Regions from separate parts of the Homo sapiens genome. Here region 2 is linked to region 1. Evidence: chromatin contacts called from ENCODE Hi-C or POLR2A ChIA-PET data. All regions are on one chromosome and are shown on one strand. Each heading gives the region's core, a stretch centred on a gene start or an enhancer-like site at or near the end of the contact. The rest is flanking DNA. Distances are from core to core; before and after follow the strand shown. Region 1 overlaps LOC105372932 (a long non-coding RNA gene). Region 2 has its middle 150 kb from the start of LINC02817.

Region 1 (7,760 bases), core at 2,084-4,583:
GCCTTCTCCAATATTTAGAGGCTGACTGGTCAGTAGTTTTATCACCAGAAAGAAGAATGGGAAAAGATATCAAGAAACCTCCTTTGTCATGAGAGAAACATATTAATTTGGATTGAATAATGTAGTAAATATAGTGACCCCTCTTTCCATCCTCAGTCAAATTAATGTGAACTTCTGGCCAGGTTTGGGGACACTGGAAGAAGACTTCCTCGTTGCGACTATGAGAACTATCATATCACAAGAACCATTTAAATGTCAGATGCACAATCCTCTTTCTGAAACCCTTGTGAACAAATCCACTATTCAGAATTCAGAATTTTCAGACGGTAGATATGTAACACAGTCTATACATTGAATATTGTGGAATACTCTGATCAGGGACTGGAGTAGGACCCCTAATTCAACACATGAAGAGTTCTATTACTGAATGTGTGGTGGTCACATCAGTAGGGATAAAATAAACAAAAGTAGTCTCGCATTGGTTCAGATCAGGCATTATCATCATATGATTCTAGCACACATGAAAAAACACTTGCTTATCAGACTATTTTTGAATATTTGATGGTGGATAGCAGACTGCGGTTCTGCCTGTGTGTGATGCAAGAGACATTCCCAGGCATGCAGCCCTGTCCAGAAGGCTCCTACAACTCTCCAAAATCAATAGGGCAAACTACACCACCAAGAAGGAAATCTATTATCAAGTAGCCCATTTTCTTTGTTCATCAAAAGGCAATGTATTCATCATAAAACTGTAAAACTTTTAGAAGAAAACATAGAAAAATATCTTCATTATCTGGGATTAGGAAAGGAATTTTAAATGATGCAAAAGCATGATACAAAAAAGAAAAAATGAAATTTTATCAAAATCAAAAACTTTTGCTCTGCTAAATCACTTCCAAGAGAATAAAAAGACAAGCCACAGACTAAAAGAAAATATTTTCAAATCTCCTATCTAACAGAGAACTTTATATCCAGATTACATAACAAACTCTCAAAACTCAACAATAAGAAATCAAATAACCCAATTAAAAATGAACAAAGAGATTGAACAGATGCTTCACCAAAGAAGACACAGGAGACTCCCCCACCATCGCCTCCTTAACCACAGGGGATACATTTCAAGACCCCCAGTGGATGCTTGAAACTGTGGATCGTACTGAACCCTAAATAACTACTCATAATAAAACAATTATAATAATTTACTATAATAAAAGTTATGTGAATGTGGTCTCTCCCTCATCTCATACTGCACTCACTCTTCTTCTTGTGATGATGTGAGATGATAAAATGACTATGCGATGGATGTGGTGACAGTAATCTGATAAGTGAGATGCCTACTCAGTGACTAACAGGCAAGTAGCCTATACAGCATGAATACACTGGACAGAGGGGATTCATGTCCCACGGAGCAGGGCTGCGCAAGATTTCATCACACTGCTCAGAACAGTGTGCAGTTTAAAACTTACGAATTGTTTGTTTCTGGAATTTTCTATTTAATATTTTCAGGACACAGTTGACTGCTGGTAACTGAAACTGCAAAAAGAAAAACCTTGGATAAGAGGGGACTGCTGTATAAAGTACGAGAAAAGATGTTTAATACCACAAGCCATTAAGGTAATGTGAATTTAAACAACAGTGAGCTACAACCACACACCTATCAGAATGTCCAAAATAAGGGCAGGCGTGGTGGCTCACACCTGTAATCCCAGCACTTTGGGAGGCCGAGGCAGGTGGATCAGCTGATGTCAGGAGTTCAAAACCAGCCTGGCCAAGAAGGTGAAACCCTATCTCTACTAAAAATAGAAAAAGAAAAAAAAATAGCTGGGCGTGGTGGCGCACGCCTGTAATCCCAGCTACTCTGGAGGCTAAGGCAGGAGAATTGCTTGAACGCGGGAGGCAGAGGTTGCAGTGAGCCAAGATCGCACCACTGCACTCCAGCCTGGGCAACAGAGAGACTCCGTCAAAAAAAAAGAATGTCCAAAATAAATACTGACAACACAGAGTGTTGACAAGGATGCTGAGTAAGTAGAATTCACATACATGATGGCTGGAATTGGAAAATGCTACAGCAACTCTGGATAATAGCTTGGCAGTTTCCTTATAAAGTGAAACATACATCTACGCTATAACTCCACAAGGCCGATCCTGAGTATTTACCCCAGGAAAATGAAAATGTATGTTCACATGAAACTGATAAACAAAACTTCAGAGTAGCTTTTTTTTTTTTTTTTTTTTTTTTTTTACACAGTAGCTTCAAACTGAAAATAACTTGAATGTCCCTCAATGAGTGAAAGGGTAAATAAACTGTGATACCACATATGATGGAACACTATTCAGTCATAAAAAAGAACAACTTAGATAACTCTGTGCTGAGTAAGAGATGCCAGTTTCAAAAGACAAAAGCACAATGGTGGAGAAGAGATTAGTGATTGCCAGGGATTATGGTGGAGGGAGGGGTGAATATAAAGGGACAGCATGGGGAAGCTTTGGGGGGTTATGGCACTGTTTCGTATCCTCTTTGTGGTGGTTACACAAATCTATACATATGTGGAAATCCATAGAGCTGTACATCAAAGAAAAAAGTCAACTTTACTATAGGATAATTTGGAAAATAATTTTTTTAAAGGCCAATGCATTCCTATTTGACTTTTCTATTCACAGTTTGTTGTCAATCTCTTCTTTACTGAACTGATGACATCCTGTTTTCACTAACACTGCTTGCCTGGCGGGGAGATATGAGGCATGTGTGAGGCATTGCAGATACAAAGATGAGTCAGGCAGAGGCTCATGCACAGGGCTCACCACCTGGGCAAGGAAATGAGACAGGGAAGTGAAGAGACGTCAACAATTTATGCTACAGAAATTCAAGGGGTGAGAAATCCCTGATCACTATGGGAAGTGTAAGCACAAAGCGTGTTTTCTTAACTCAACCAAGAAGGAATAATTGGTTCTGTTTACTGTTTCCTTACCAAATATATTTTTTGGTAATTTTGAAGACTCCCTTGCTTTGACCAAAAAATATTAAATTTAAAAATCTCATTAGTTGATAGGAACAGTGCCTGCTGGGTTGTAAATTTATTGAAACATGGCCTGTCCTAACCAGCACTCTGACACATAGAAGTCCCGTCACTCATTATATAAATCCATTTATTAAATAAATGGATGAAAGATAACATCATGAGCACAATATTTGAATCATTGCTAGTCATTGCGGTATTATTTTGTATTTAGTTGTCATATTCATCAGTATAGCTTCTGTCATAGTCATTTGGAGATGAAACATATTTTAATTAATATGTGCCCACTTCATTCTGAGGCTCTGTAGGTGGCACTCCCCAGGGGAAAGTCCCTAAAAGTGAGTCACCGTGATTATTCATGTCCTGTGGCATCAGTCTTTGAAACCAATATCTACAGGAAATAAATACCAGGAATGTGAATGCAGATGCCTTGAGAAGACCACTAATCCTGCTATGATAAGTAACTGGGCAGTTATTCAAGTGGGGTGTTTTTAGTGCCATGGAAACAGACAGAGTCGGTGTTTTCCAAGGGAAAGTGTTTTAAATCCAGAGTCCTGCCTAATCTGGATATAAATATGCTGACTGTTATGAATCTAGCTTCCTAAACCAAGCCCTACCTTAATTTCCTCATATGTGAGGTAAAGGTCACCCACCACAGTCTGGTGTGAATTCATGGCAATTAAGGTTCTTACTTAGAAGAAGTCATTATTTTTATTCCCATCTGGGCAGAAGTCAAGTTCAAAGTCAGAGTTGTATCAGGGTTCAGCTTCTGTGATCAGTCAGACCATTTATGTTTAGAAGTGAGTTTTCTAAAGTAAGTGCTAAGTATTTTAGGCAAAGAAACCCAGCTGTGAAAATACTGCTAACATTTGTACAGTTGTTTTATATGTGGATTTATTTTTACTTGCACTTACTTTAGTGCGATTCTTTGCAGAGAAGTTCCTCTTCCCCTCCTCTCCTTCCCCGTCACTGCCTCTGGCTGCCTCTCGTGGGTCATTTGAGAAATGACAGTCTCTCTCTAATCCTTATGGGTCACAAGTGTTCTGCATCATGGCACACCCTTGACTAATTAGCATTAATAAGTGATGCTGGGAGAAAGAACCCTGGAGAAAAAGCAGAAGGCTTGTTTTTGCCAAATTGGAATTGACCCAGCTAGCAAAATTTTCCAGCGTACTTTCTTACTCTCTTGCCTCTTGTGTGTTCTTGCTGCCTAAACATACGTTTCTGACATGAGGTCTTGGACAGCCCATGAAATACACTGCCCTGCATACCTTTTGTTCCAGGGGGCATGGGGACTTTATTTATTTAATAAACTTTTCCTAAACTGTTTACTGTGTGCAGGCCATAAGGGATAATAAGACATCATTTCTGCCTCCTACCTTTTTATGTTGTTTTAGCACAGATATGGCAAAGATATATCTAACTATATATTAGTTATTGAGCACCTACTGTGTGAAAGGCATTGGGCTAGGTACAAATAGAAGAGCCTTGCAGAATAAACAGGACTTCAATAGGCAGGGAACCAAAATAGGACAGGCCAGGTAGGCTGCGCAGTAAAAGGAAAAGCTCAAAGGCAGGAAAGTAAAAGTCCAATTAGAGGGCTCTGCGTAGGGAATCCAAAGCAAAAGGGCTTAGTGGGAACTTCTGGGTCTATAACCAAAAGCAGGGTTTCAAAGAGATATTTACTTCATCCATGTTCATAGCAGCCATATTCATAATAGCCAAAACAAGGAAGCAACCCAAATGTCCATCAGTGGACGAAAGGATAAACAAAATAGCCTTAAAAAGGAAGAAAATCCTGCCATACACTACAACATGGATAAGCCTTGAGGACAGGATGCTAATGAAATGAGCTACTCATCAAAAGAAAATACTGCATGATTCCACTTACATGATATAGTTGAGAAATCACAGTCATAGAAACAGAATATAGAATGGTGTTTTTCAGGGGCTGTAGGGGAGGAGAGAAAGAGGAGTCATTGTTTAATGGGTATAGAATTTTAGTTTTACAGGACAAAAATTTATGGACATGGATGGGGTGATGGATGTGCATTATGAATGTATTTAGTAACACTAAACTGTACACTTAAAATGGTAAAAACTGTAAATTTTATGTGTATTTTACCACAATAAAAAATGGAAAAAAATGGGCATAGTGGAAAAACTCAGGGTTCAAATCCTACCTCTTTCCCTTATGCACTGGTTCTTCATATACAGACTAAAAATAACAATTGCACTTTTCAGGGTTGTTGTAGGTATTTAAGAAAATCCACTTAATACATGCAGGCGGAGGTTAAAGATAGTTTTTCGTATTAGTCAGTTTGACTATAGCAAACAATTTATGAAGGAGAACATGGAAAATGAGGTGGCAAAAGCAGTTTAGAGCCTCAAGTGAAATGCCTTGAATGCCTATCTATAAAATGGAGCTTTATTCTGTGAACAGTGAGGAACCATTGATGGTCAGTGAACAAAAGAGTGACATGGTCATGGAACTGTTTTCAGAACAATGAGGAGCAGATTAGGAGCAGAGAGAGAAGGGACTCACCAAATAGCTGGCAATTGCTGCAGTGGTTCTGCTGAGAAAGTGGAAAGGAAAAGGTTTATTTGAAGTGACGGTACTTTGCTATGGGAACATTTTTATTCTACTTTAAATAAAATTCAAAGTTATATCAAGAAAACTTCAGGTAAAATGTAAGTTAATGTTTTCCATGCTTGATCAATTCCCAATTTTTTAATCAAACACTACATGTTTGGTGACAAAACATAAATGTGATGTGGCATCCTTCCATCAGCACACACTTTGTGTGTTAACAAACAGCAAGACGCTGATTTCATAAATCCCAGACCAGACAGCACCTCAGGTTCTGGGAACCTTCTGCCTCTAAGAGACCACCCAGCTTTCAAGGGTCCACACAGATCTAAGTGAAAAGCTATAGGAATAACCATTTTGGAACCAGGTTACCTCAAAGACTTTCAGATGTTTATTTGGACATTTAGGCACATTTGGAAGAGAGCAACATAATGTCCCCAAAGAGGAAATCATTGAATAAAGGCGTGTGTTAAAAAGAATTGTGCAGCCATTAAAATAGTGTGTTTATGAAACAATGCTCATGGTATATTAAATAAACTAACCTAGGAAAAAATGTTCATTAGGTTATCATTTCTGTTACAAAGTTAAACATATATGAACATACTATTATGTGTATAGGTAAAGAACTGAAAGAACACACATTACATTTTTTTTTTTTTTTGAGATGCAGTCTCGCTCTGTCACCAAACTGAAGTGCAGTGGCACGATCTCGGCTCACTGTAACCTCCGCCTCCCGGGTTCAAGCGATTCTCCTGCCTCAGCCTCCCGAGTAGCTGGGACTACGGGCACGTGCCACTGCGGCCAGCTAATTTTTTTATTTTTGGTAGAGACGAGGTTTCACCATGTTGGCCAGGGTCTGGATCTCTTGACCTCGTGATCCACCTGCCTTTGCCTCCCAGAGTGCTGGGATCACAGGAGTGAACTACCGCTCTCAGCCCACATTATATTTTTAACAGCGGTAGTCTATGACTGAAGAAATTATGATGGTTTTAAATGAGAGATTACAAACTGACAGCTTAAGGTTGCGTTTGACTTCTGGACATTTTTGTTCACTTAACCTTTTCTGTTCTGTTACCCCTCTTTACACTATTCTCCAAGGACCTACTCACTTTGTGTATATTTTGATTACCTGCCTGAGCACTGTAGGTGTTCCTGGGTGAAGTTTTCACCTTTGCGCTTTTCTACAACAAGCAGGCTTTAATTTTATATAAGAAAAAGCAAAAGTTTTAATAATTAGCTTCAATTTGCAGTGTGCACATTAGAATTAAAAAAATTTCCTTTAAAAAAATTAGATAAATCATTGCAGTCTGGCCTGGGTGAAAGAGCGAGACTCCGTCCCCCCCCAAAAAAAATTAGATCAGTCATTTCCCTTCTACTGCCCTTAGTCCTAGGGTACAAGAAATAACAGCACACTTCCCATCATCCCCATGGGAGACTCCTCAGCTGATAGGTCTCTGTATGACCAGCTCCACCTCAGCCCTTGTTTTTGAAGGCTCTAAACATTCTGATCTTAACACTTGGGGTGGAAAACCAGAGTAAAATATTTATCTATGCATGATGGTCAGTATTTAAAGTGGGAGAATAATAAAATTATTATTCAATACATGCAATTTTGGAAGGTGTAGAATCTTTAAAAATATGAATCGCTTGAGTGAGGAAAATCAAAGCAATTTTCGGTGGTGGTACATTTAATATTCATTTAATCCAAGAACTTCATTTTACAAATTGGGAAATTAATAACCAAAGACATAAATCAGGTAAGACTTGATTAATGAAATACTGAATAGAATACTAGGTAGATCTTATGCAGTGGTTACTGGGGACCAGGCCCTTATCCATGTGAGCTGCAGACTCATTCAATCCTCTCAGCAGCCGGCATGGTAGGTGTGACTTCTGCCATAGTGTTTGTTCTGTTTCCAAATATATTAACAGAGATGTACAGAAGCAGCAGTACAGACTTTAGAGCTGATGAAGAACTCATTGATCACCTTTCTCAATGTCCACTTTTATGAGTAAGGAAACAGAGGACGATGCATATTTGATGACTTGCCCAAAGTCACTAGCTTCTAAGACTAAAATTCCAGCATCCTGGCTGTTTTCCAGGTGTTCTTTCATCACATTATGTTCCCCTCATCTGTGAACTGAAAAATAAA
Region 2 (7,760 bases), core at 3,206-5,705, 48 kb after region 1:
GGGAGGAAGCAAAGCAGGGTGCAGCTGGTACTCTTCTGGAACCTGGGGTTTTATTCTTCGTTTTAGACTTAAGTGAATGAGCTACTTGACTCATTCATAGGACTTAATTTGCGTGTGCCTGGGTCTTAATTTATAAAGGTGACTGAGTGACAGCATGGAGAGTTAAATGCCACAGAAATAATTTATTGCTTTTACAGTTCCTGAGAGAAGGCATGGTGTGCTGTGCAGGGCCTCACGGGAAGCACCAGGTTTGACAGGAGAAGTGGGAGTAAGGCTATAGCCTTTAGTGAGGTTTCCATGGGAAAAGCAAGGCAGGGCAGGGGAAACAGCTTAAGATACGTTAGTTTGAATAATTTCAGCAGGCTTTGGGGCATAGGGACTGTCCCTGGTTGTTTAGTACTAGGCCCTACGTGGTTGATTTAGGGCAGGGGAAATATTGTCTTGGTATGTAAAAGTTAAAGAAGGTGGTTATGGGTATAGATCCAGGATTGTTTGGATGGTTTAGAATATGATTTTCATGCACCTATGAAAACTGAATCACCAGGAAGATATAAATATGTTTGGCCATTAGTTTGGTCCTATAATTAATGAATGTCAAATGGACAAATATAGAATCTATGAAAACACAGAATACCATGGCAAAAAACTCTAGAGTATACTTCTTGCATGTCTCTCTATCCCATTTCTCTATTCCCCTCACTACCCCAGGTCAGCAGGAAGGGTAAATGAGTAGGTTGGTGGCTTCTCTTAGTGCTCATCTCAGGCTATGATTCTGTAAATAGAGGGCTTTGATGGATATAGCTTCAAGGGCAATGTATGGTTTTGCCCCTGTCCTACCCCAGAGCTGGCATCGCCAATGACCTGACTTTAGCAGTCATCAGAAGATAGACCATCTACATGAGCTGAGCACTCAGTACTTATAGTATGGGGAGTGTGAAGGCCAAAGGACAGTCCTGTTGTCATTTCTCAGAGAAGTTGTGATTTAACCTAGAAGAGGAAATGGATAAGCAGATTTTTAGCATACTAGCAATGATTATGAAAGTGTGCAGGGCAAGAGATAGGCTGCTTATTTGGAAAACAGGCAGAATTTAGCGATGAATCCAGAGTGGCCAGTACCCAGATTCTCAGTTCTTTCATTAGTAGGATTTCAAAGACATCTATTATGCTTGCATAAAAGAGTCAGAGCCAATTTGTCTAGGCTGCATGTCTGCAGCAAATTTGAATGTCTATAGTAAGATAAAATTCTACAGGAATGACTCTGGTGGTGAAATAATTTTTTAAAAAATGTAAATGAGTAAATAAAGGATTTGCAGAGAAGAAATACATTTGTAGAGAAGAAACCATTACTGGTTTTGTACCTCCATTCTTTGCAGGGAAGAATGTGGCTGGAAATATAGAGAGTAACCACATAAAAATGCGCTTACCCCCTTTTTAATTTATTTTTTCCTTTCGCATTTTCTACCAGTAGAAGAACAAAGGTGCCTGGAGAGATAGCCTTTCTGAATATTCTTTATATTTAATATGATTGCATTGATCATTTTTAAACTCTTCTTATTTGCCACTGTGGAGAATTTTTTAACTTTTATATAAAAATATATGTTTCTCAAGAGCAAATGGTAATATATACAGTCTACAGTGGATGAATCAAGAAATAAGGATATGCTTGCATTGTGCAGGATGATGATAGAAAATACCCAAATATTAGAAAGGATTTTTTAAAAGCAGACTGGGTTGGGAGGATATATTTTGAAGAGGAATCTCTAGGGAACCAAGTTCAAGTCCCTTCTCATATGAAAGCCCAAAGAGTATGGTAATAAGGTCCTCTCCCCACCCAACGTTACCTAAAGAAATGGGTTCAGTACAAATTTACAGTGCTGCTTGAAAAGCCAGGAAATCTGTTTCTCCACTCTTGCGCTCCACCATTAGGGGAAATTTTGACTGCTAACATTGCTTCTTGCGCTACCAATGAACTCTTTTCCACTCTTTTTGCTACCCAAGGCTTCTAACTCTCAGCTTGTTTGCCTTGTGACTTCTGCTTCTTTGTGCCTTCTCTGTGTGTCTTATTCTGCCTTGCTATAGAAATCTCTGTTTCTCTGTATGTCATATTAGACTCTAAAAAATAAGGTTCTTGATTGAGAATATATCACTTTCCCAGATAGAATCTCCATCTAAGGGAAAGCTTCAGCTCTAGCCTTCTTACAAGGATCAGGCCAACCTGTAGGGGGTGAGTGGCTTAAAAACCTTCTCAGCGGAGGCCAAGGCAGACAGATCACCTGAGGTCAGGAGTTCAAGACCAGCCTGGCCAGCTGGCCAAGATGGTGAAACCCCGTCTCTACTAAAAATATAAAAAATTAGCTGGGCGTGGTGGCAGGCACTTGTAATCCCACCTACTCAGGAGGCTGAGGCAGGAGAATTGCTTGAACCTGGGAGGCGGAGGTTGCAGTGAGCTGAGATCACTCTACTGCACTCCAGCATGGGCAAAAAGAGCGAAACTCCGTCAAAAAAAAAAACCCAAAAAACCAAAAAAAAAACAAAACAAAACAACAACAACAAAAAAACCCTTCTCAGTGAGAAACCACAGGAGTGGCAGGCACCCTGGGGCTCCCCAAAGGGAATACTACATCAGACACCTTGGAGAGGCTTGCATTTTCATTACATTCTGCATTGTGATATTGCAATATTCAAGCTTGATGTAGACACTTTCCACGATGGAGAATTTGGCCTCAAGACTGCAACATTAGAGACCCTTTCTAAGTTTCCAGCCTGCCAGCTTGTTCTCCAAATCTTGGACTCATCAGCTTCCACAACGTGTGAACCAATGCTTTGAACTCTCTTGATGATAGATAGATAGATAGATAGATAGATAGATAGATAGATAGATAGATTTCTTTCTTGAGGAAGTCCATGCATCATTAGGAGCTTCAAATAATTGGCAAATTCTGCAAATTGAGACTCAATCTGTCTTCCTCTAGCTGCCACCTGTTATGTACTATGTCTATGTCCTCATCATATAGAGCATGATCAATTCTACTTCTACCTGACAGTCATTAATTTCATTCAATAACATTTTCACACAATTGACAAATCCAGAGGACAGATATCAGTATTTTCAGTTATCTAGACAGTGATCTGACCTGCTAGGTTCTCAGTCAGTGACCCCACCTTAAAACCACTACAGAACAAAATAATGAGGAATCTAGTGTCAGGTCAGCTTGAATCAGGGTTTCTAATTTCCACTTATTCTCTGTGTGACTTTGAGCAAGTTACCTAACATCTCTGACCTTCTGTTTCCCAATCTGTAAAATGAGAAAAAAATACCAACCTGCTAGGGTTGCTGTAAGCATTAAGGAGGACCATGTGTGTACAGCACTTAGCACAGTGTCTACCATGTGGTAAACAAGGGACATGTGGCAGCTTTTGTTACTCAGGTAGAGATGGCGGGCACCATTTCATCAGCTTGTGCTCTCGAAACTGCTACTGTCTGTCTTGTCTCTGGAAACTTGAGTCAGTAGACAGGTCTCCTTTGAGTAAGTGTAGGAAGGAGAAGTAATACTTCTCACTGCCTTCCTCCTTACTCCCTCTCAGCCCCAGCTCCTATCCCCAGCTCTTTATTTGGCTACTTTTCATAAGCCTCCTTCTGGGCACCAGCTTCTGTGGGATGTTCTTTAGGGACCCTCTCAGCTGGGCTGGTGCCTCTTCTTGATGATTCTATAATGCCTCGAGCCTATCTTCATCATTACATCACTGGACTATGTAACTTATTTTTTTTTTGAGATGGAGCCTCACTCTGTTGCCCAGGCTGGAGTGCAGTGGCGAGATCTTGGCTCACCACAACCTCCGCCTCCCAGATTCAAGTGATTCTCCTGCCTCAGCCTCTCGAGTAGCTGGGACTACAGGTGCGCACCACCATGCCTGGCTAATTTTTGTATTTTTAGTAGAGACGGGGTTTCACTATGTTGGCCAGGCTGGTCTCGGACTCCTGACCTTGTGATCCACCCGTCTCGGCCTTCCAGATTTGGACTTACTCATTTTTATATCCTTATTATGGGTAGAGAGCTTGGAACATTCTAAGCACTCAAAAATATTTAGTTCAATGAACAAAGAAATGAATGCTCCAACCATATCTATTCAACAAATTATCTCAAACAAAATGATTTCTATCCTTGTGCCTTATGCACTAGCATAGAACCTTAAAGTTCTATGCTAGTTGCTTTTACCTGTTAATTAATAGATCCTAGTTCTTTAATTTGAGAACTAATCTGCTGTATCTGCATTGAAAATTAATCTCCAGAGATATATTTTAGGCTTTGGACATTGGCTATGTAACCATTCTCCCTGTTCCTTTCACCCTGAATGATTTTCAGCATCTCTATGCAATTTCCGAATGCAATGTCCCGGTAAACCCGTTCACACACTTGACATAGAAAAAAACGTTGTGTTTGTTTATACAACTGGCTCAGTGAACAAGGATGAGAAATTGAGTTATTTATTCGATGACTCAGGCCTTGGTTACTAAACTGGAATTTGCCTCTGTACCTTGAGGGAGTGGAGAAAAGAAATCAAATAGATTAAATGAGACTGTTTGTCTTTCTGTACTTCTGCCGGAAACGCTATGCATGGGATAATTAGGTCCCAGGAATAGGAAATCTGGCCATGAAATAAAAAATACAGACTTATCATCCATAAGAAGTGGCCAGGTTCTGGTCTCACCAAAATGTTTGATGTTAACAAATGTATTTATTTTCTAATCTAGAAAGTTCTTGGCACAAATGTTCAACCCCTCTTGGAATTACTCAGCCCTGTGATGATTTTGTGGTGCACATCTATCACTAGACAGCATCGTAATGTGTGTTTTTCCCATGTGAACACTATGTGGAAAGGGATCCATGAAATGCTATAACATGGAATGTAAAAAAGTTGGTTTCCATCTTCTGGGAAGATGCTGTCAGAAACAATATGTGATCTGGGAAATTGACTGATGGACAACAAATATTCATGTCACCATTCCAAACCCTGTCACTTCTATTCAAGAAGCACCTGAAGTATGTGTAAAGGGAGCAATGAATTCTCTCTCCTGCCCATGTTGCTTAAGTGCCTCATTGCCTCCCTACTTAAGAAATGCCTAGCAACTCAAAAGGCATTAGCATGTGTGCAATGAAACTTGATAAGTATTTATTATCAATAATCAAATGGCTAAGATTTTGTTTGTGTAATTATTTACACAGGACTGTGGAAACCTCAAAGCAATGTGGCTCATTACACCCACGATATCTCATACTCATATCTCAGGAAAGTTCTAAGAAGATTGCTTAATTCTTTAATGCATTTAGTAGCAGCTCACATTAGCAGTCATTTCCTAACTCTCTAGTTCCTATCCACTTTTGAAAAAAAAAGTAATTGATTTACAATGTCAATTAAGCATGTATCAGTGCATGCCATATTTTATCCTGGTCTTGTGTCACCCATCCCATTTCACAAAACCTATATGCACACATAGACATTATTTCCTGTCAGATGGGTGATATCGAGTAGATGCATTTATTCATGGCTTTTTTTTTCTAAGAAAGTACAACAGTTTATTGAATACCTACTATGAGTCAAGCAAGGTACATAGATCCTGATTTTCTAAATTATATACAAATATGCCAAGGCCACTGTCTTCCTGGGTCACAAGATGCTTCTTTCTTTTTCTGCTGCCCCCATCCCTGCCACTGCCTTGTGTTAATCAGAGAAGGCCCCAAACACAAGTAAAGTCCTCTTGACTTTAGGCACACAGGAAGGCACAAGATGATGGGAGAGGTGAGAGGCAGCACTGTCATTACTTGCCTCTATCTACAGACCCAGCTGGTGCTCTGCAGTATCACCCCAACAAATGGCCCTGCATCAGCTTCACATCCTGTCAATCAGCCTTCCTTGCAAGGCCTGGTCTCAGCTTCATCACATTTGTGCTTTCAGAGCCAATGACGTATTTCTCATTTTCTTTCAGGAAGGCTTGGAAAGATCTCATTTTCTTCTCCTTTAACTTCTACTCTAAAAATAAAATAAACCAAAAATACAAACTGAAAATCTGTCAGTCAGAAACAACCCATTCTTTGCTGTCGTACCAAGTGAGAAGCACTATGCTTTCCAATCCAATTCAATTGGTTTAAAAGTGCTTTTAGACTATTGCTTGAATTTTTCTTTTCAAACTACAAAAGTCATTTATGCTATGTTGGCTATTGAAGCAAATTAAATAATATAACAAAAACAGAGATATTGTGTTAAATATTTTGTTTATCTTTTCACACTTACCTTTTATTTCTTTTTATTTTTTGAGACAGTCTTGCTCTGTCACACAGGCTGGAGTGCAGTGGTACAATCACAAGTCTCTACAGCCTCAACCTCCTGGGCTCACACAATCTTCCTGCTTCAGTCTCCTGAGTAACAGGGACTACAAGCATGCACCACCACGTCCAGCTAATTATTTTTAATTATTATTTTTTTTTTTTGTAGAGACAGGGTCTCACTATGTTGCCCATACTGGTCTTGAATTATTGAGGTCAAGTGATGCTCCTGCCTCAGCTTCCAAAAGTGCTGGGATTACAGGAGTGAGCCATGGTGCTTGGCTGCATACTTACCTTTCTAGATCTCATGCCAATTACATGCACGCACCCACAATCTTACACACATACACATTTTCTTTAAAAAGATTTGAGCCACAAACTTTACTAGAAGAAATAATGTTGTAATAATTATTTCTGGATTTTTATTTAATTTAAATGAGAGTAAAGGAGGTATAGAAACAAAAATATATGAAACACCTAGTATGTGCAAAAATTTTTTTTTACTTACATTATTTATTTAATTCTTAAAATTGCCCTGTGGAGTAGATTCGATTGACTTCAATTTATAGATGAAGACACAGAAGCTAAGGGAGAGATAAAAAACTTACCAAAAGTCACATAGTTAATAAATGATAGAGTTAGGAGTTGGCACCCATTCTTTCCAACTTTAAGTTCCTTTTGCTACTCCATGTTCATTCTCTCAAAGACACTGTGCTAACTGCTGTGGAAAAGAAAAGGATGAATAAATAATGTCCTGGACGTTCTCTTTTGAAAGTCATTGTTAACTGAGGGAAGTTCTTTGTCACATTGCATAGGTGGCATTTAGTGGATGAAACCCAGGAGCTAAGTGTCTTGTCATGTGCAGCACAACCCCACACAAAAAAGAATTGCCCAGACAATGCTAACAGAACCCCTTTGAGAAGCTTTACACTGCAGGCTTACAATTGTGAGAAAAACATGGAAATGTAAACAATGGAACTGGGGAACAAAATTAAGTAAATGCTAAATTAAAATACCGTTTATTTTTAAAATACTGATGAACCTCTTGCTTTTCTAGGCTGATGGAGGTTTTGCCAGCTTGAACATGTAGTTTCCAAAATGACTCTGGTTATCAATATCCATCCAGTAGAAGGAGAAAGAGGAAGAAGATTGTGTGGTAGAAGACTGAATGAGCCAGTCCTGGAGTCCCTACTACTCATACTCCATTGGCCGGAACTCAGTCACATGGCCACATCTGACCATGAGGCAGTCTGGGAAATGGATTCCAGCTGTGTTCCAATGAGGAAGCAGGTTCGATGAAGATCTAACCAATCTCTCTCTCACAGAGGTATCAAAAAGCATTAAAGAAAGGCAGTGCTATTTTCCTTTCAAATTCTACTCCAACTCATTCTCTTACTCTGTAAATAGCTTCAGCATCTGCTCAACTTTCCACATTAT

Evidence for each region. A loop is a pair of places that touch in the nucleus more often than their neighbours do. ChIA-PET counts read pairs that join two places held with the same protein, here RNA polymerase II (POLR2A). Pooled maps may share reads with other maps.
Region 2: a loop to region 1 is called in a map of PC-3, with 4 times the contacts of the local background. The contact joins two enhancer-like sites. A Hi-C loop is called at or near these places in 3 of 168 maps with a recorded cell type or tissue (MCF 10A, PC-3 and PC-9) and 2 of 50 pooled maps. POLR2A ChIA-PET finds 5 or more read pairs at or near these places in 2 of 52 experiments (T-cell and activated T-cell).

What each region holds. Positions count from the first base shown.
Region 1 is chr1:221,436,783-221,444,542 of GRCh38, forward strand. All of the region lies in intron 3 of LOC105372932 (a long non-coding RNA gene), which reads left to right. Among named protein-coding and RNA genes, the nearest start is that of LINC02817, 100 kb to the left of the region's middle. RefSeq lists an enhancer at 2,922-4,121. Within about 2 kb of position 3,334, at least 8 of the 41 ENCODE cell types and tissues checked have a DNase peak (open chromatin) inside an H3K27ac peak, as active enhancers do; they include PC-3 and PC-9, where a contact is called at or near this core.
Region 2 is chr1:221,483,501-221,491,260 of GRCh38, forward strand. No RefSeq gene overlaps it. Among named protein-coding and RNA genes, the nearest start is that of LINC02817, 150 kb to the left of the region's middle. Within about 2 kb of position 4,456, at least 2 of the 41 ENCODE cell types and tissues checked have a DNase peak (open chromatin) inside an H3K27ac peak, as active enhancers do; they include PC-3 and PC-9, where a contact is called at or near this core.